Regions from separate parts of the Homo sapiens genome. Here region 2 is linked to region 1. Evidence: read pairs that join two places in POLR2A ChIA-PET (ENCODE). Cell type or tissue: Caco-2. All regions are shown on one strand. Each heading gives the region's core, and the rest is flanking DNA. Links, peaks and the distances in the headings are about the cores only.

What was found. Peaks named below come from ENCODE experiments on the same cell type or tissue, not always from the same donor. Only the 100,000 strongest peaks of a DNase experiment are listed, where the experiment ranks them.
Region 2: POLR2A ChIA-PET joins it to region 1 with 7 read pairs; 3 of 35 experiments call an interaction of 5 or more read pairs at or near these places.

What each region holds. Positions count from the first base shown.
Region 1 is chr20:32,505,303-32,516,023 of GRCh38, reverse strand. NOL4L (nucleolar protein 4 like) reads left to right here. Exons shown (of 11, transcript NM_001256798.2): 4 at 4,568-4,677. It overlaps LOC101929698 (a long non-coding RNA gene), which reads right to left and starts at 6,065. Exons shown (of 3, transcript NR_110619.1): 1 at 5,356-6,065; 2 at 4,636-4,809. RefSeq lists a silencer at 4,651-5,046 and enhancers at 8,759-9,440, 9,441-10,123. In Caco-2, for the core only: CTCF peaks have their summits at 5,629, 5,936 and 6,260; DNase peaks (open chromatin) are centred at 4,743, 5,093, 5,567 and 6,182; H3K4me3 peaks cover 465 bases.
Region 2 is chr20:32,612,911-32,623,631 of GRCh38, reverse strand. No RefSeq gene overlaps it. Among named protein-coding and RNA genes, the nearest start is that of NOL4L-DT, 31 kb to the right of the region's middle. RefSeq lists enhancers at 1-378, 4,032-4,532. In Caco-2, for the core only: no CTCF peak of the experiment used is centred there; DNase peaks (open chromatin) are centred at 2,361 and 6,720.

The DNA of each region.
Region 1 (10,721 bases), core at 2,001-7,000:
GATGAGTGCCATTGGCGCCCAGCTGCACAGGCCAGCAAACAACCTGGCTTGGCCCAAGCACCCACATCATTGATTATTCTCGAGACTGCATAAAACTAGGTCTAGTGCCTGGGCTGGTTTCCATTTTTCTTGGCAAAGAGATGTTGAAAGATCTCTCTGGGCTCTTGTTGTGCTTCTCTTGCCAGCAACCTGCTGGATGATTTAGGCTCCGTGACCCTTGCTAGCTCCTAGCTCACCCTTCTCCATGGCAACAGAGTCCAGCGGTGCCGCACTATCAGGTCATTTGTAGAGGCTCGAGTGTGGCACCACATGTTGACCATGGGCAGGGAGGGGGGCGGCGTGTCTCAGAGTCCAAGGAACCCACTTCTTCCTTGTTCACGTTTCCACCTGACCTTGTCCCCCATCCTGGCGTTTTTCTCACTGGTGAGCATCTGACTCTGCGGCTTCCACTGGCCCCTGCTCCGTCTCTTTCCCACTAAGCCCATCCTCTCAGTGTGCACCCACTTATTGAATCCAGAACACCTGGGGCTCCTCACTGCTGAAAAGCTTGCCTGCTTTTCTCCTCACCCTGGTGTGGTTGAGCTCTGACCTCCCACCCATGGCTCCATGGCTCATTTCCTCACCTAGAATGTCCCCTCCCTGCGGAGGTCCTCCCTCCCCCACAGAACTCTCATTCTGGAACTGCAAAATCAAGCATTTCACCTTACAGCAATGTAAGGTGTTCTCCGATGGGTTTAGGGGTCTGCTCGGGATGTTCCAGCTTCCCCAAGACCAGGACATCCTGCCTTCCTCTTCTGAGCTCTCTTGGCTTACCTGCAGGCACGGGAAGTGGTTTCTCATCTCTGGAGACACTGGGGTGGGAACAGGCCAAGGAAGACCTCTTCTCACGCCTCCCAAGGGTGCTGTCCTGGCCACTGTTTTATTTTTCCTAAGCCACACTGTCACTAGCTTTATTAAAGATACTTTCTCATGAACAGTCATGACACTGCAGTCAGGACAGGGGCGACCATCAGTAGAAGAACACAGCTCCCCGCCTCCGTGCCTCCCAAACCTAGACAATCCCTGCAACACCCAACGAAGGGCCGACCGGGGCCGCGAGAGTGCTGGGCGCCCTTCACACTCACCATGATGTCACACTCACCATGGTGCTTAACAGCTTCTCACCAGACAGCCTCCTCTTAGAGGAAACAGAAATGGCAGAATTCTCAGTCCAAACATCCACCTCTGAAAACAGGACCCACGGCTCTTCTGAGCGATACCATCTCAGTGTCATCACTAGACTGCCTGCCTGACATGTGGCATCCGACCCGGTCAATGTATGGGGCTAGGGTTTAAAACCCCACTGAGGTTAAGAAAGTCAAATCTAGGTTGACGGTGGGGTGGAAACCCATTTGAGTTTGGTATCGGTGCAGAGGATCCCTGCCACCCAACCAAGCAGAAGTCTCTCTTAAAAAAAGGAGGAGGAGGGGGTGGTTCCTTTCAGGCCAGTTTCTTAGCCATTCCATTAGTGACATTTACTTTTTTTTTTTCCTTGGGACGGAGTCTTGCTCTGTCACCAGGCTGGAGTGCAATGACATGACCTTGGCTCACTGCAACCTCCACCTCCCGGGTTCCAGTGATTCTCCTGCCTCAGCCTCTGAAGTAGCTGGGATTACAGGCATGCGCCACCATGCCCAGCTAATTCTTGAATTTTTAGGAGAGTGGGGGTTTGTCATGTTGGTCAGGCTGGTCTCCCAACTCCTGACCTCGGGTGATCCGCCTGCCTCAGCCTCCCTAAGTGCTGGGATTACAGGTGTGAGCCACCACACCCAGCCGACGTCTACTTCTTCCTCAAAGAACAAAGAATGAAACATTCTATATGTGACAGGGTAGCTTTAAAGAGCAAAACTAAGTTCTGCATTCCTGTAAAACTTTATTCAAAATGTTATTTGATCTATAAAGTCACCAGAAGTACACAGCGTCAAAGAGGACCCCCATCCTCTAGGCCCCAGCTATTCCGGGTCCCCACCTTTTCTGCAGGGCTGTTCCTATCCTTGCCAAGCAGGAACTTCCCTTGTCCTCTTTGGGTAACTTCACCGCTTGTTGGCAGACTTTTTTTCCTTTTTAAATTATGGTAAAACATTTACAGCACAAAAACTTGCCTTTTTAATAATTTTGTTTGTTTGTTTCTGTTGTTGTTGTTGAGACACAGTCTCTGTCACCCAGGCTGGATCGCAGTGCTGCCTCAACGTCCTGGGCTCAGGTGATCCTCCCACCTCAGCCTCCCGAGTAGCTGGGACTTCAGGCACGTGCCACCACACCCAGCTAACATTTTTACCTTTTAGTAGAGACGAGGGACTCACTATGTTTCCCAGGCTGGCCTTGAACTCCTGGGGTCAAGCAGTCCTCCTGCCTCTGCCTCCCAAAGTGCTGGGATTACATGCGTGAGCCACCGTGCCCGGCTTAATCGTTCCATTTTAAAGATATTATATTCACACTGTTGAGCAATCATCACCACTATCTATTTCCAAAACTTTTTCATCACCCTAAACAGAAACTCTGTACCCATTAAGCAATAACGTCCCATTCCCTCAGCCACCAGTCCCCAGTAACCTCGAGTTACTTTCTGTCTCTTTGAATTTGCCTATTCTAAGTATTTCGTGTAAGTAGAATCATACAGTGGTTGTCGTTTTATGTCTGGCTTCTTGCCCTTGGTATCGCGTTTTCAAGGTTGCAGGGACCCTTTTGGGCTATGGCTCTTGAGGGGCAGGTATTATAAGTCACCCCCGGATATCCTCTGGTCCTCCTGGACCTCGGCCCTGTCACCCTGCAGCCTGTCTCTTGGGCCTCCTTGTGATGGTAGAGGGCACTTGGTCTGGAAGTTGCTCCCACTTTTCCTCACGCTATGGAAATCCCAGCCCATCAGTGGGACTATGTACCAGGGGCACCTTTTGATTAAAAGGCTGGGGCAAAATGAATCTGGCCTGAAGTCCTTGGAAGAAGGAGGAGGAGGCCAGGTAACAAGTAATTGAAACAATTCCTACAGCAGCTTGGTCAGAGATTTTAATGGTTATCAAATTATGTCCCTACCTTTTAATTTCTTGTAATCTGTTCCAAAAAGGCAAGAAATAAGATCAGAAATACGGAGCAATATTTATGCACAAAGATGTCCCCTGCAGTGTTGTTTATAATAGCCCCAATGGGAACAACCTAAATAGCCAATCGTTAGAGAATGACTTAAGCAAATTATGGTAAAATATTACATGGCCATAAAAATTCTACTTACAAAGCAAAATAAGATTCTTGATGTTGGGGAAAATACCTATGACAAAATGTTAAGGAAAAAAAAACTTTTTAAAAGCAGACTGGAATTCTCTGTATGCATTATGAGATCATGTGTAAAAAAGAAAAATCACAGGGAAAAAATAAACAGAAGCATATGCCAAGCTGCGTGGTGCAATTATGGTTTTTAAATTTTTTCTTTACATCTTTCTGTACTTTGCAAATTCTCTGCAAAAAGAACATGCATCACTTTGATCTTCAGGACAACAAAGGAATAAATGGGAGGAGAATGTTCCTCTGCATATGATGAAGGAGGAACCAGAATTTGGGGGCTACTGAAGGCCTGGCTCAGACCTGGGAGGCATAAGGCACCTGAGGATGTTTTTGGGGGATGCTATGGGGTGGCGGGATTGGGTGAGGTGAGAGTGGCATGTGTTCACCTGGAAGATAACTGACTTAGACAGTGGTTGGAAACACAGATGCCTTCAAGGGTCTGGCAAGTATCATAATTGATACTTGCAAATGAGCAAAGCTGTGCAATATGATAAGGAGTGGTGGGGACTGTGGCAAAATGGGAGCCACACACCCTGTCTAAAAGAAGTGGCTGCTGAAGTGGCAGTGGTTGCTTGCCTTCGGGAGTGGGGGCCCCATGTGGCCAGACCTTATGTTCTTCAAAGAAGCCAAAAATTCCTATAAACGTGTGTGTGTGTTGTGGGGGTGGGTTTGCTGGGTTTTTTTGTTTGTTTTTTAGAGATAGATTCTCACTCTGTTGCTGAGGCTGGAGTGCAGTGGTGCCATCACAGCTCACTGCAGACTGCAGCCTTGACCACCTGGCCTCAAGCGATCCTCCCACTTCAGCCTCCTATGTAGCTAGGACTACAGGCACACACCACCACGTCTGGCTAATTTATTTTATTATTTGTAAAGACGAGATCTCCCTGTGTTGCCCAGGCTGGTCTCGAACTCCTGGGGCCTGTGTCCCCTCCTGGGGCTCAAGGGATCCTCCTGCCTTGGCCTCCCAAAGTGCTGGAATTACAGGCATGAGCCAGCACGCCCGGCCTCATTGTTTTTTAACGTGTGAAATCTCTAAATAGAACACTGGCATTTAATAAAAAAAAAATATTTTTGACACCATGCAGTCCACATCTCTGGGCCAGATGTGGGTGAGCCACAGAGTCTGCGACCTCTGACCTGTCCCTTCTCCTCCAAGGTGGCTTCCTCTTCCACGGGCTCTGTTAAATGCTCCATGTGGGCAACAGGCCCGCAGCACAGACTGAAAGGGCTTTCCTTTTGTTCTTTCTGCCAGAAAACGAGCCTCCATCTCCACTGGTCTCTGGGATTATTGATTACAACATGCCCCTCACCTCCACCTACCTGAAGCAGATGAAGCTTCGAGTGATGAATTCCCAGGAGCAGGTAAGGCGGCCGTCTCCCCTCACCCCACCTGGAGGCGTCCTGACTTGCCTGGCGGTGGTTGATTCTTTCCAAGACTTGGGGCCACAGCTTGTGTAAACACACGGGAAATCAAAGAGGCCCTTATCTGGTTATCTGGGTTGTCCAGGCGGAGAGGCGGGAGGCAAGAATGTGTTTCTCGTGAGAGGGTCTCCTGTGCAGACAGCCCTGCAGGTCTTCAGGGAGAAAACTTTCCCCTTGGGTGGGCTCGTGGGAGGAGGGGGAGGAGGGGACGTGGAAGGGAGGGAGCCGCAGCCCTGGCCCCTGGAGTTGTTCTTTCTCTGCTCTGCCCTTTATCGCTGGCCTCTTGCCACCTTCCCCCAGGGAGGCAAGAGAGAGTAGCCGCCTGCCTGTGGCCTCTGTCACTCTTGGGGCCCAGAGGACTAGGGGATAGTCCTTGGAGGGTGGACCTGGGGCCTCCTGGCCGTCCAAGCCTCCCCAGCTGGGGTTTGCCAAGGGCCGTGAGACACCATGGAAACAGGCTATGAAAAGAAACTCCCTCTCGCCTGCCTTCCCACACAGTCCACCTCCTAACCCTTTGCAAAGCACGTAGCCTGACTGTCTTTCAAAGAAGGACTAGGTGAGTTCCCCTCCACCTCCACCCCCCAACCACTGCCTAAAACCAGGGTAATCACTTCTTGCCTTCAGCTTGGAGTGTTCTCATCTCTTATGGCATCCAAACCCATCATGTCCTTGTGGCCCTAGCAGGGGATTGGATTCTTTCTCTCCCATTGAAAGATGGGTCAGAACTCGAGTCTGTCTTCCAGCCCTGGATGCAGCTGTCCTGCGCTGCCGGTCTCCAGCCCTGGGTGCGGCCGTCCTGTGCACTGGTCTCCTTGACAACCCCAGCATGCGTGCTCCGAGGGGGTGGTGGCTCCTTGGCCAGATCCATGGTGATGTAGCAGGACACGTGCAGGTGGCATCTTGGCCCGTGTTACCCAGTTTGAGGACTTCAGCTGGGTGGCTTGAACCTGCAGAGCTGCGTATTCCTTTCAAGAGGCAGGGCGGCCAGCCCTCCTGTCCCCACACTGTGCCCAGACCCTAGAGGCTGTGTGACGTAGGCTTTGCTCTGAGCGGTAGAACTGTTTGCTAGAACTGTGTCTCCCACGTCTTCTCATCTGAGCGTGCCTGTTCTGGGATGGTTGCATCTCCAAAAACTTCACATCATCACAAATAATTCCAGTGGGGAAAATGGGCTTGGGTTGGGTTTCCAACGCACAAAGGCAAAGTAGTTTGAGCTGCAGGAGTGTCGGTAATGAGGGTGTTGCTTTTGTTGTTGGTTATAGAATCCCAGCACCACTGTGCAGCCTCTGCATTAGGTCTCCTCTCACTGCCACTGAAGAGCAATCTGTGGCCTTTCTTTCCTGTAGCCATCCTCACTGTCTCCGGCACCTGGCTTCGTAAACACTGTTATCACCGTGCTCATCTGTGCCCATGAAGAATGAAGCACAAAACCGCACAAACAGCCGGAAGCACAGCCCCCTGGTTTTGTTTCATACAGAATGGCACTAAATCCAGGTCACCACTAGAACCAGTAGTGGTCAGTGTCGTGCAAGTTGCGATCTCTCACTAACAAATCAGATATTTGATCTGGTTAAAAATCCTAACTGTATCTTCACTTGCGTCAATGGAAGGAGGGGAGTTAAGACTATGGGTTAGGTGCTTTAACGAGGATTCAGTCATTCCACAAATATTTATGGAGCTCTGTTCTGTGAGCCAGGCTCTGAGGATTTACAGAAACAGCAGTACCCCTAGATTTTCTTTCTTTTCTTTTTTTTTTTTTTTTTTTTTTTGAGGCAGAGTCTCACTCTGCCACCCAGGCTGGAGTGCAGTGGCCCAATCTCGGCTCACTGTAGCTTCTGCCTCCTGGGTTCAAGTGATTCTCCTGCCTCAGCCTCCCGAGTAGCTGGGGTTACAGGCACCTGCCACCACACCTGCTAATTTTTTGTATTTTTTGTAGAGACAGGGTTTCCTCATGTTGGCCAGGCTGGTCTCGAACTCCTGGGCTCAAGCAATCTGCCTGCCTAGGCCTCCCAAAGTGCTGAGATTCCGGCTGGCATCCCTGTATTTTCTTCTGATCTAGGGGAGACAGACACCAGCCAGAGGATCCCACACAAATGCCCAGCTCACAGCAGGCAGTGATAAACAATGGAGGAAGTGATCAGTGGGGCATTGCCATGGTGCAGAAGGACACGTGGCACTGGGGGTACTTAGGGTGGGCTTGGAGGGTGGACTGAGGCAGGGGTCAGGGAAGCTGTGCCTCAGAAAGGGAGCTTCAGCTGAGAGTGGAATCTGAGGGGAAGAGAGTTCCAGGCCAAGGGAACAGCTTATGCAAAGGCCTTGTGGCTCAAGGGAGGACCAAGCCTTCAAGAGATTTGAGGGGCTGGTGTGGCTGCAGCAGAGAATGTGAGGAGTTCTGTTGCCGAAGCAAAAGGGGGAAAGCACAGTGTTGTGTGCATAAGCACCTGATGAGTATCAGGGGATGAACCGAAGTTCATGACCTGAGATGCAGGAATTGCCCTGGTGAGGCTCTGGTAGCTCCCAAAGGAAGAAAGGACTGTGGAGGGCATTTGTCTCCAGGGTGTTCTGGGAGTCCAGCTGGGGCAGGGCCAAGATCGAGGTGGCCTCTGCTTACAGTGGGGCTGGATGTGACTTCCTCAGCTTCATTAGTAGTTTCCAGGTGGGGGCCTCTGAATGTAGCCAGCTTCTTCTGAGTGCGGCAGGAGATGGAAGTTCAGGCCTGCCTTTCACCACCTGGCAGGTGAAGCAGCCTCCCGCCTCATGCCTAGAGCCCTTCATCTGTCAGTCTTCAGCACTCCATGCAAAGCAATGAGCTCTCAAGGCCTCAGCCTCTTAGGCAGTGCCGTTATCCCTGTTTTATGGCTGGGCACGTGGCGCAAGATGAAATCACATGGCTCACCAGATTATTTATCTGCAGCATCAAGGAAGGGCCAAGGACCCAGCAGTCTTTGATTCTTCAGCTTGAGTTAGAACTAAAAATACATATACTTGAATTACTAGCTTATTTCCTGTGCAGCAAAGGCAGGCCAGGGTGGGCGAATGACTCCCCACCATCCAAACACAGCCGCAGGACAGGTTCGGCTGCTGTCAAATCCGATGTCCCAAGACAAGGCTTTGAGAGTGGTTTCATTTCATCACTCTGACCACAAAATGCCAAAAGAGGACATCTGTAGTGTTTGCAAATTTCTAATGCAGGTTACATGGAAAATAAATCCAATTCTAAAGTAACCGGTAACCAGGATAAATATTTTGTTTTATTTTATTTTATTTATTTATTTTGAGATGTAGTCTCACACCGTCACCCTGGCTGGAATGCAGTGGTGCGATCTCGGCTCACTGCAACCTCCACTTCCCAGGTTCGAGCATTTCTCCTGCCTCTACCTCCCGAGTAGCTGGGATTACAGGAGGCCGCCACTAGGCCTGGCTACTTTTTTTTTGTATTTTTAGTAGAGACATGGTTCACTCTGTTGGCCAGGCTGATCTCGAACTCCTGACCTCATGATCCACCTGCCTTAGCCTCCCAAAGTGCTGGGATTACAGGCATGAGCCACTGTGCCCGGCCAGGATAAATATTTTATTAATGCTGAACAAAGCTCTATATCTGAAAACTTTGGGTAAGAAAAAATCTCAATAATCTGTTTATTTCCAACATCACGTATCCAAGAGACAAATGGTAAGATAAGGAGAACATTTTCCCTCACTTTGCTTTGATCAAAATGCAGGTGGTGGGATTTTCTTGAGGGCTGGACAGAATCATGTTACTTGTAGGCCAGTTGTATCAGATTAATATGCTAGAAAATGAGTCCTTCTCTGCAGAGGGTATTAGATAATATGAAAATTCAATAACAAGATTCACAGAAAGAAGAAAGATTCTTCTTGAAGTCTGGTTCAGTGCACCCAATATTTATAGTGTCCTCAATGTACAAGGCACCGCTATGGGGGTTAGACTCCACCCTCTCGGCACCTCCAGCCTAAGACACAGACCCCAAGAGCTGTCATCAAAGTGGCCACACTGAGCAGAAAATAGTGGAGTGTGGTCTGATCAAAGAGTTTTTTTATTTGGGAATACTCTTAAAAAGATATAAAATGGAAATTGTATTTAGTTGCACAGAGGACTGAGCCATCTTCTTGGAAGGGGCAGGGAAGGAAGATTTCAGGCCCCTTGTAGAAATTAGCTGTGGAAGCAGAGAGACAACTGTGCTCCTTCTCCCACCCAGAGGAAGCCGAGGCCCAGAGAGGCTCAGGGCTCACCTCTGGAGGACTGTGGGCACCTCCCTTGCCTCCCTCTCTGCAGTTCCTGGAGCAGAGCTAATGTCCCGCTAATGGTTTTAATGGTCCTCACAGCAGTGTGTGAAGTGGTGCAGCTCCATTGTCTGAGCCCACGTGATGGAGGTTCTAGCTTGCCCCCATTAACCTCTGCCTCCCTCTCCTCTACTGTTCTGTCCTGGCCCAGAATTTTCCTTGGGTCCTGGAGGGCAGGTGAGGAGGAGCAGACCCCTTCACAGACAGTGAGCTCTTCTTAGTAGAGGGGACAAAACAGCAGCCACAGAGCTGTCACCTGGGACAGAAAACAGAAGGGGCTAGTGCCAGGAAGTTCAGAGGCACTGGCTTATTTATTTATTTATTTGGAGATGGAGTTTTGCTCTTGTTGCCCAGGCTGGAGTGCAATGGCGCGATCTCGGCTCACTGCAACCTCTGCCTCCTGGGTTCAAGCGGTGCTCCTGCCTCAGCCTCCTGAATAGCTGAGATTACAGGCACGCACCACCACGCCCGGCTAATTTTGTATTTTTAGTAGAGATGGGGTTTCTCCATGTTGGTCAGGCTGGTCTTGAACTCCTGACCTCAGGTGATCCGCCCTCCTCGGCCTCCCAAAGTGCTGGGATTACAAGTGTGAGCCACCGTGCCGGGCCTGGCTTATTTTTAAAATGCCTGGCTTGGGCAAGCAGAGAGGGCCTGGGTGAGGGAAGCTGAGAGGTAACAGCTGGAGCAGGACCTGGGGCCAGGGGAGGCTGGAGCCAGTTTGGGGAACAGAGGAGAAGGAGGCCAGGACTCCGAGGAAGCCCCCTCCTTGGAAGCCAGGCCCAGGAGAGAGCGCTTCCTCAGTCAGCACTAGGGATCAAGGTTCAGATTTCCAGCAGGAACTTTCTCAGGCTTCCATCCCCCTAAATGGAGAAGGAAACAAGCCCACCCTGAAAAACTCTCCACATTCATTTTTTTAAGAAAACTGTGATAAATATATAAAACCTAAAATGTGCCATTTTAACCACGTTTAAGTATATAATTGAGTGGCATTGAGTATATTCACAATGTTGCACAACCATCACCAACTATCTATTTCCAAAATTTTTTCATCACCCGAAACAGAAACTCTGTACCCATTAAGCAATAATTCCCCTTCCTCCCCTCCCCCAGCCCTGGTAACCTCTATTCTGCTTTCTCTCTGTGCAGTTGGCTCTTTTAGGCACCTCATGTCAGTGGAATCAGATGTCCTTTTGTCCTTTTGTGCATCATGTCTTCAAGGTTCATCCATGTGGTAGCATGTGTCAGAACTTTATTCCTTTTTGTTAGTTTTTTGAGACAGGGTCTCACTCTGTCACCCAGGCTGGAGTGCAGTGACACGATCACAGTTCACTGCAGCCTTGCCCTCCCGGGCTCAATCTGCCCACCTCAGCCTCCTGAGTATCTGAGACCACAGGTGAGCACCACCACATCTAGCTAATTTTTGTATTTTTTTTTGTAGAGATGTGGTTTCGCCATGTTGTCTGGGCTGGTCTGGAACTCAAGCGATCTGCCCATCTCAGCCTCCCAAAGTGCTGGGATTACAGGCATGTGTGCTATTGCGCCTGACCAACTTTATTCCTTTTTATGACAATAATATTTCATTGTATTAACCATACATTTTGTTTATTGTATTTGTATTAACCACATTTTGTTTACTGCATTTATCTGTTCATGGACATTTGGGTTGTTTCCACTTTTTTGGCTAA
Region 2 (10,721 bases), core at 1,915-6,914, 110 kb before region 1:
TTTCCTGGCCCAGAATCTGGAATGAGGATGCTGTTTTCTCTACCCCACCCACACCCAAGCCCCTACCAGGAGTCAGGTGCCAGTGGGAACTGGGACTGGGGAGAAGGTCCAGCACCTATGAGGCGTGGTCCAGCCTGGCTCACTCTACTGCCCTCCTTTGCTGTTGCTCAGACATTTCAAGTACGAGCCCACTTCATGCCTTTGCACCTGCTGTTCCCTCTGCCTACAATGCCCTTGCCTCGGTGTCCCCAGGGCAAACTCCACACTGCTTTTTTCTTTTTTTCTTTTTTTGAGACAGGATCTCACTCTGTTGCCCAGGCTGAAGTGCAGTGGCACAGCCATGGCTCACTGCAGCCTTGACCTTCCCCTGGGCTCAAGCGATCCTCCCACCTCAGCCTCCAAGAGTAGCCCTGGATTTAACTTCTGGCTTTGCTACTTAACCCTCAAGTGGCCTTGGACAGTCACCATTTTCAGCCTCAGTTTCCCCACCTGTCAATGGGGACTGAGAAGACAGAATGAGATGGTGAGTGTTGGCCAGCCCAGAAAGAGTAGACAGGAAGCTTGAGCTCCTTTCTCCTCTCCCTTCCCTGACCTCTCCCTTCCCTAGGAGAGGAGTGGGGCCAAACCAAACCAAAACCAAACAAAATTGCTGGAAGCCTGACAGGTCTAACGATGGTTTGTAAGATGCCCTGCTCGAGCCGGATGTGCTGTCAGCTTGGCGTCCAGATGGGCACCCTAGAGCAGGGCACGCCTGGCCAGCGCAGTGCACAGATGGTGAAAGCACAGGAGGCCACAGCCAGGCCTCCGGAGCCAGAGCCAGGACTGCAGCGACGGGCAGTGGAGGTGGCGGTGGCCCCTCGGCCTCCAGGCCGTTGCTTCCTCCTGGTGGGCCTCAGCTGCCCGGGTCGGGCTCTGCCACTGGCAGTTGCACTGCGGGACACCAAGCATCGCCAGCCTTCAGGAATCCTTCTCCCTCCCTGACCCTGTCCCCCTGTGACAAGGCAGACAGCGGAGGTCCCAGGAGCAGTCTTGAGCTCTGCGCCTGGGAGGTGGTAGAGTCAGGACATGAACCCCAGGCTCTGTCTGCACTGCCAGGTCCCCTCCAGAACACCCAAGATCCTTGCAGGGTGGGGCAGTCCCTCTGGCCTCAGCACTCTGAGATTTTCTTCTCCCAGAATCTTGCAAGGCAGCCTGTGCAGCTTAGGCCGCCACGGTCCCCACGCCACAGATGGTACAGGGCGCAGCTTCATTCGCTTTAAACCTCGTTCGGAGCCTGTTAAGCCCCTGCTCAGAGCCCTCCATAGCCTTCTGCCATCCCCGGAGGAATCCAGCACCCACGAGGCATGGCCTAGCCTGGCTGCCTGTCCCCCTGGCTCACTCTACTGCCCCTCTTTGCTGTTGCTCAGACATTTCAAGCACGAGCCCACCTCATGCCTTTGCACCTGCTGTTCCCTCTGCCTACAATGGCCTTCCCCCAGTGTCCCCGGGGCAAACTCCACACCGCTTTTTTTTTCTTCTTTTTTTGAGACAAGATCTCACTCTGTTGCCCAGGCTGAAGTGCAGTGGCACAACCATGGCTCACTGCAGCCTCCACCTTCCTGGGTTCAAGTGATCCTCCCATCTCAGCCTCCAAGAGTAGCTGGGATCACAGCGTGCACTACCACACCCGGCTTTTTGGTAGATACGGAGTCTCTCTCTGTTACCCAGGAAGGTCTTGAACTCCTGGCCTCAACGGATCCTCCCACCTCAACCTCTCAAAGTGCTGGGATTACAGGCACCCAACCCACACTTCTTCAAGTCTCTACTGTCACATGCCCTCCTCCTCCGAGCCCTCCCTGACCATCTGAAGGCACCTCCCCTCTCAATTGGTCTGCTCTCTTCTTCTTAGTGCTCATATTATACATATCTTGATTGCCTGTCACACCCCTGCCCCCTGAGAATGTGAGCTCCAAAACGGTGGGAGCTTTCTCTTGTTCAAGGCTGAATCCCAGGGCCCTAGCACCATGCCTGGCACAGAGGAGTCACTGATACATTTGTTGAATGAATGAATGATCAAATGAGCAAATTCATCACTCAGCAAACATTTATGAGCACCTATTGTGGTCAAGATCTTGCTGTAGGTACGGGACCCAGGGAACCAAATCCCTCATACCGGGGCCTCAAGGGAACACATAGCAGAGAACAGAAGGGAGGTAATGAGGACCCTGATGGGCCTGGGTTCTCATCCAAGCCCATCCTCCATTTTCCAGCCGAAAGGTCTGCAGCTTGGCATTTGGCCTGTCTGAGCCTCACAGTCCTCATCTACACAGTGGAACTGAAAATATCTCCCCACCTCCCCACCCCAGCCTCCTCCCCACCCTAGTCTCCTCCCTACCCCAGCCTCCTCCCCACCAATCCAGCCTCCTCCCCACCCCAGCCTCCTTCCCACCAACCCACACCAGCCTCCTCTGCACTCCAGCTTCCTCCCCACTCTAGCCTCCTCCCCACCATCCCACCCCCAGCCTCCTCCCCACCCCAGCCTCCCCACCAACCTACCCCAGCCTCCTCCCCACCTCAGCCCCCTCCCCACTATCCCACCCCCAGCCTCATCCCCACCAACTCACTCAAGCCTCCTTCCCACCCCAGCCACCCTGGTGAATCTATAATCCATTATCCACACGGCAGCCAGAGGGGCCTTTCTTTTTCATTTTCTTTTTTCTTTTTTTCTTTACTTCCAAAAAGTATTTATTTATTTATTTTTGACTAGGTAACAAATTTGCATGGTTCAAAATTCAAAAGGTGCAAGAAAAAATGTAGAAATGATCCCTCCCACCCAGTCCAGCCAGCCAGGACTCCTCCTCACAGGCAGGCAGCTTCTCCTATTTTCATCTATCATGCCAGAGATAATTTTATGTATATACAATGCATACCTTTTTTTTTTTTAAAGCCGACAGTAGCATACTGTGCATGTGGTTCTGTCCTGTTCATTTTTCATTTGACAATTTAATCTGGAGACTTTTCAGAGGGTCTTTTATTTTTTATTTTTTTTGTAGAGACAGGGTCTTGCTCTGTCGCCCAGGCTGGAGTGCAGTGGTGTGACCATACTTCACTGCAGCCTCAACCTTCTGGGCTCAAGTGATCCTTCCCACTCAGCCTCTTGAATAGCTGGGACCGCAGGTGTGCACCATCACACATAGTTTTTTTTTTTTTTAATTTGAGACGGTGTCTCCTTCTGTCACCCAGGCAGGAGTGCAATGGTGCAATCTCGGCTCACTGCAACCTCCACCTCCTGGGTTCAAGCAATTCTCCTGCCTCAGCCTCCTGAGTAGTAGCTGGGAGTTCAGGCATGCACCACCAAGCCTGGCTAAGTCTTTTTTTTTTTGTATTTTTAGTAGAGATGAGCTCTCGCCATGTTGGCCAGGCTGGTCTCGAACTCCTGACCTCAGGTGATCCACCCGCCTTGGCCTCCCAAAGTGCTGGGATTACAGGCTTGAGCCACTGTGCCCGGTCTAAATTAAAAAACATATATATAGAGAGACAGGGTCTTGCTATTTTGTCCATGTTGGTCTCAAACTCTTACCCTCAAGTGATCCTCCCATCTCAGCCACTCAAAGCACTAGGATTACAGGCACAACCCACTGTGTCTGGCATTCAGGGGATCTTTTTAAAATAGATAACCAATCCAATAAATAGATAAACCAATAAAATAGATAACCAATCCATCCCCTGCAAACCAGCCCTGTGGCAGATCTTCATCATTCTTAGAATAAAATTCAAACGTCTACAGGGTCTCCCAGGAGCTGGCCGCTGCCGTCCTCTCTGACCTCTCCTCCCACCTCTCTCCCGCTGGCTCGCTGTGCTCCAGCCACGCTGGCCCCTCTCTGTTCCTCCAATACTGCAGGCAAAGCCCCTCCCAGGGCCCCTGCACTTGCGGTTCTCACCGCCCTCTTCTTCTGAAAGCCTCTCAGCTCCCTCTCTGTTTTTCCAGGTCTGTCATCAATTGCCACCTGCCCAGGGAGGCTCTCCTTGATTATCCTAACTGAAATCTCCCCCCTCCCCCCTGTCCCTTTACTCGTCTTTGTTTTCTAGATATACCGATTACCATTTTTGAGGAGATATATTTGGTCACTGTCTGACTCTTCCACCAGACCGAGTTCCATGAAGTGAGAGGACTGGGTCTGTTTCGGTTACCGTCCATCCTAACACCTGGATTTTGACAAATACTCCGGCTGGGCACAGTGGCTCATGCCTGTAATTCCAGCTCTTTGGGAGACCGAGGCAGGTGGATCACCTGAGGCCAGGAGTTCAAGACCAGCCTGGCCAATATGGCGAAACCCTGTCACTACTAAAAAATACAAAAATTAACCGGGCGTGGTGGCGGGCGCCTGTAATCCCAGCCACTCGGGAGGCTGAGGCAGGAGAATTGCTTGAACCTGGGAGGCGGAGGTTGCAGTGAGCCGAGATGTGCCACTGCACTCCAGCCTGGGCCACAGAGCGAGACTCCATCTCAAAAAACAAACAAAAAATCAAGTACTCCATAAATATTTGTTCTCTGAGCTAATACATGGGTCCCCATTTTACAGATGAGGAAACTGGAAGTGCAGAGAAGGGGAAACCCTTGCCCGGAGTCAGGGTGGAGTCATTGAAAGTCAACCTGGGTTCCCATTGGAGCTCCAGCCACCATTTCCTAGCTGTGTGGTCTGGGGCTGGACTTTTGCCCCCTCTGAGCCTGCCAGTCCTCACCGCCCATCCTGGGCTCTGCGAGGAAAATGAGATGGGTGTCCCTGGTGTTTTCCTGGGGGACCACCAGGAGCCCCACCCAGCTGGCCCATTAATGACAATGAGAAGGTTCCCGGCCATTAACAGTATTTTTAAGCAACAATCCCAAGGAAATATTTTTTAAATCCCGAGGAGTGCTATGGAACAGCTCTGAATTATTAACTGTCCGGCTGCCCTGCTGTATTTCTTGACAGAGTTTATTCTGACATGCACTATTTTCCTCCTGGTAATTTATGAAAAGCTCATTCTCTTCTTCAGGAAATTGCACCCCATTCTCCTGAGCATCCCACCCCAATTGGAATGTATACTGGGTAAATTCAACAAACTTTTATCCTTTTTATTTATTTTTCATTTTTTTATTTTATTATTATTTTTTTAAGAGACAAGATCTCACTTGGTTGCCCAGGCTGGAGTGCAGTGGCGTAATCATGGTTCACTGCAGGCTCAACCTCCTGTGTTCGAGTGATCCTCCTGCCTCAGCCTCCCAGGTAGCTGGGACTACAGGTATGCGCCACCACACCTGGTTGATTTATTTTATTTTATTGTTTTCTTTAGAGATGAGGTCTCGCTGTGTTGCCCAGGCTAGTCTTGAACTCCTGGGCTCAAGTGATCCTACTGCCTCAGCCTCCCAATGCGCTGGGATTATAGGCTTGAGCCACTGTCCCTGGCCCAACTTTTGTCTTTAAAGAGTGTCTGCTGTCCTGCATGATATCAGAGGACATTTCCCAGTGCACTGCAGCCATGTTTTCCAAAATGCACAGCCTGGGGCTTTTAAGGAATTCAATAGAACCTTGTCAATTAGGATGAATGAATCACTGGAATAATTTCACCTGCATCCCCAGCAATAACCGCCCCCCCGCTCCCCCAACTCTCATGCCTGGTGGGGAGATCTCTCATCTGCTTCATATCCAGGTGGTCCTGGGTTCGAGCCCCAATGGAGTGCTCATTTCCTGGGACCCAGCTGCTCTGGCCTCTTCGTTGCCCACCCTGTCCCAGGCTGAGGCCTGTCAGGGACACAGACAGAGTCAAATGAACTGAGATTTAGAGGCAGAGGCCCTAGGTTTCAGTCCTGTCAGCATCACAGGCTAAGCCGATCATCCTTGGGCTAAGTCACCCAACCTCTCTGATCCTGTTGGTTTGTTTGTTTGTTTGTTTTGAGATGGAGTCTCGCTGTGTCACCCAGGCTGAAGTGCAGTGGCACGACCTCGGCTCACTGCAACCTCTGCCTCCCGGGTTCAAGCGATTCTCCTGCCTCAGCCTCCCGAGTAGCTGGGATTACAGGTGCCCGCCACCATAGCCAGCTAATTTTTGTAATTTTAGTAGAGACGGAGTTTCACCATGTTGGCCAGGCTGGTTTTGAATTCCTGACCTCAGGCAATCTGACCACCTTGGCCTCCCAAAGTGCTGGGGTTACAGGGATGAGCCACCATGCCCAGCCTCCATTTTTTTTTCTTATTCAGTTTTTTCTTCCGTCAAACAGGGAGTGACAATCCGAATTCAAAGAGATAGGATCCAAATTCAGGAGATTAAGGCATCATCTCTGCAAACAGAGGGAGATCACCTTGTGCTGCCCCAGGGGAGATCCAAGCTAGGACTTGCCCTCAGGGAGCTCATTCTAGGTTGAGAGTCAGACCAACTGAACACACAAATAAATCAAAGAAATGGCAGATGCTGTTAGGAGCTATGGAGAAAATAAAGCTGGGAGCCAGGGTGGGAAGTGTTGGGGGTGCTATTTTCAGTAGGGGTCTAGGACAGAGGTCTCCTCCATCCCTCCTCTCCCTGCAGTAGGGAAGACTTTGTCGCCCAGGAGACCTTTGGTAGTATCTGAAGATTTTGGTGTCACCACTGGGAGTGGGTGCTACTGGCATCTAGTGGGTAGAGGCCAGAGATGCTGCTAAACGTCCTACAGTGCCCGGGACAGGCTGCACAACAGAGTCATCGGCCCAAGTGTCACTAGTGCTGGGGCTGAGAATCCCTGAGGTAGGGCCTGTGAACCATCACAAGGCCTTGAGCTTTTCCTCTGAGTGATCCAGAAGCCAGGAGAGGGCTTGAAGCAGAGGAAAGACACCACCTGTTTTAGAAGAACCCCTGTGACTGCTGGGCAGGAAATGGGTTGTATTGGGGAGCAGGGGTGGCAGATGTGTCCTCCGACGCCGGTGTAGAATCCACTCTGCCACTCACTGAACTCAGCACTAGGTGCATACACAACCACAAACAAGACACCAGGGCCTGCCCTCCCTGAACTTATGTTCTACTCAGGGGAGAAAGTCAGACAAAGTCTTGCTCTGTCCCAGGCCCTTGATTGGCTCCTCCTATCACCCTTGGGACCAGCCCCAGGGCCCAGGGGCTCTGCTGACCCCTTGCTGGCCTCTCCAGTACCCTGCTCCTCCTTGCTTACTCCTGCGTCCTTTGGTTGTACCAGATGTGTGCTGGCCCCAGGTGGGGCAGATCCTTGCAATGCCGTGTCCTCTGCCCCAGCGCTCACAAGGCCCCTCCCTCCTCCCCCTTGATGCTTTCTCTCTCTCTCTCTCTCTTTCAGACAGGGTATTGCTCTGTGGCCCAGGCTGGGGTGCAGTGGCACAATCATGGTTCACTGCAGCCTTGAACTCCTGGGCTCAAGTGATCCTCTTGCCTCAGCCTCCTGAGTATCTGGGACTACGGGTGTGCACCAGTACGACCAGCTAACTTTTTCATGTTTTGTAGAGGCAGGGTCTCACTATGTTGTCCAGCTGGTCTCTAACTACTGGCCTCCCACAATCCTCCTGCCTCAGCCTCCCAAAGTGCTGGGATTACAGGCGTGAGCCATAGCCCATGGCCCCCGATTCTTCTCAGATGTTACCTCCTTTGAGAATGGCTCCTCCACCTTCAGCCACCCTGTGAAAACAGCTTTTCCCTCACCCTCTCCCTCCTGGCTCCTTACTCTGCTTCTCTCCATCCATCCTTCACCCTCCCATTCATGCAGGCTTCCATCTATTCATTTGTTCATTCATTCACTCAACAAATACAGTGGCTCACACCTGTAATCCCAGCACTTTGGGAAGCCGAAGAGGGAGGATCTCTATCTTTTTTCTTTTTTTTGAGACAAGAATCTGGCTCTGTCACCCAGGCTGAAGTCCAGCGGTACGATCTTGGCTCACTGCAACCCCTGCCTCCCAAGTTCAAGTGATTCTCCTGCCTCAGCCTCCCGAGTAGCTGGGATTACAGGCGTGTGCCACTGTGCCTGGCTAATTTTTGTATTTTTAGTAGAGATGGGGTTTCGCCATGTTGACCAGGCTGGTCTTGAACTCCTGACCTCAGGTGATCTGCCTGCCTTGACCTCACAAAGTGCTGGGATTACAGGCATGAGCCACTGCACCCAGCCAAGGGAGGATCTCTTGAGCCCACGAGTTCAAGGCCAGTCTGAGCAACGTAGTGAGACCCTGTCTCTACAAAAAAAAAAAAAAAAAAAAAAAAAAGTAAAAAAATTAGCCAGGTATGATGGCATATGCCAGTAGTTCCAGCTACTTGGGGGGCTGAGACAGGAGAATTTCTTGAGCCCAGAAGTTTGAGGCTACAGTGAGCTATGATCACACTATTGCACTCCAGCCTGTGTGCAGTTTATTTAAAACCTTTATATTTAAAATAAATAAACTAATACTCAATGAGCTTGACTTAGTGCCAGATGCTATGCTAGGTACAGGGGCCTAGCGGGGAATGGGACAGACAGAGCCCCAGGCCCATGCTGGTTTGTGTCCTGGGGGACAGATGTTACTAACCATGCAAGCACATGCCTGCAGCTGTAAGAAGAGCTGTAAAATAAAAGTCCAGGCTGGGGGTCAAGGAGGGCTTCTTTGTGGAAGTGGCTGCTGACTTGAGATCTGAAGGGGAGTAGGAAGTAGGTGGGTGAAATGTGGGTATGTTGGCTCTGAGGCTGGGGATGGGTGGCAGAGGAGTGTTCTAAGTCTTGGAGTGGGTGAGAGCATGGTGCCTGTTGGAGACAGCAAGGAGACCACTTAATAGCAGAGCACAGAGGGATCGGAGATTGCGTGAAGGCAGTGGAAGATGAGGTCCAGAGGTAACTCAGTCCCAGTTAGGAGCTCCAGGAGAGCCAGTGGGAGATTTGAGGCGGTGGGAAGTAGGTGCTAATTTACATCATAACTCCTCCTACTGCCCTCAGAGAATGACCTGAAGTAGGGTTTGGAAGGCAGCAGGGAGCCTAGTGAGATGGGTGCTGCGGTGTCCAGGCTAGAGGGGGTAGTGGCCTTTGTTGGGAGGTGGTAGGGGAGTTGGAGAGAGAGTTAGAGGTAAAATAGATGGGCTCTGGGAGTAGAGTGGATATGAGAACTGAGAGCAAGGAAGGAGTGAAGGACTCATTTGCCCATTGAATTTCCCTTTACCTAAGTGGAATCAGGCAGAGCTCATGCTGGGCACTAAGGAGTCTACCAGTTCAGGGACCCTTCTCTCCATCCATCCATTCACCCATCCACCCTCCCATCCATCCTCCCATCCATCCATTCACCCATCCACCCTCCCATCCATCCATTCACCCATCCACCCTCCCATGCAGCCACCCATCCACCCTCCCATCCAGCCTCCCATCCATCCATTCAGCCATCCACCCTCCCATCCAGCCTCCCATCCATCCATTCACCCATCCACCCTCCCATTCAGCCTCCCATCCATCCATTCACCCATCCACCCTCCCATCCAGCCTCCTATCCATCCATTCACCCATCCACCCTCCCATCCATCCATTCACCCATCCACCTTCCCATCCAGCCTCCTATCCAGCCAGCCCACCAGCTGGCCAGCCAGTCAGCCTCTCATCCATCCATTTGTCCATTCATCCAGCCATTCCCCCATTAATCCATCTAGCCTCCCATCCATTCATCCGTCCATCCATCCATTAATCCATCCATCTGCCCATCCACCCATCTGCCCATTCATCCATCCATCCATCCATCCATCCATCCATCCATCCTCCCATCCATTCATCAGCCAGCCTCCTGTCCATCCATCCATCCACTTATTTATTCATTCATTCACTCATTCATTCATTAATTCATCCATTCATCCATCCATCCGTCCACCCACCTATCCATCCCAGCCTCCTATCCATTCATCCAGCCAGCCTCCTATGCACCCTCCTATCCATCCAGCCAAATGGCCAGCCAGTCAGCCTCTCATCCATCCATGCATTTGTCCATTCATCCAGCCAGCCATTCATCCATCCAGCTTCCCATCCTTTCATCTTTCCACCGATTCATCCATCCAGACTCCCATCTGTCCATCCATCCATCTATCCATCCATCCATTCATCCAGCCTCCCATCCATCCATCTATCCATCCATCTATCCATTCATCCAGCCTCCCATCCATCCATCTATCCATTCATCCATCCATCCACCCACCCTCCTGTCCATCCATTCATTCATTCATCCACCCATCCATCCAGCCAGCCTCTCATCCATCCATCCATCCATCCATCCATCCATCCATCCATCCACCCACCCATCCTCCCATCCATCCATCCATCCATCCATCCATCCATCCATCCATGCATGCATCTATCTGTCCATTTATTCATTCATCCATCCATCCATTGATTCATCCACCCACCCATCCATTCATCTATCCATCCATCCTCCCATCCACCCTCCCATTCATCCATCCATCCATCTTTCTACTGTGCATTCCTCAGCATCTACTCTATCAGGCTGAGTGTTGAGACCCAGGGACCAGAAGGCCTAGGATTCAGCCAGCTAACACTGGGAATCTGGAAGACTGGTTTCAGTCAGTGGATCTTAGCAAGGCTAGAAGGGGGCTTAGCAGTTGCAGAGGCCAGATGCCATTGTTCCAGGGACAGTAAGGCCTGGGAAAGCTCAGGGGCCCATCTGAGATTACATGACTAGGCAGCAGGAGGATCAAGCCTGGAGCCAGAGAGGCCTCATGCCTCCCACTGCAGCCCTTTCTCCATGTGTCTT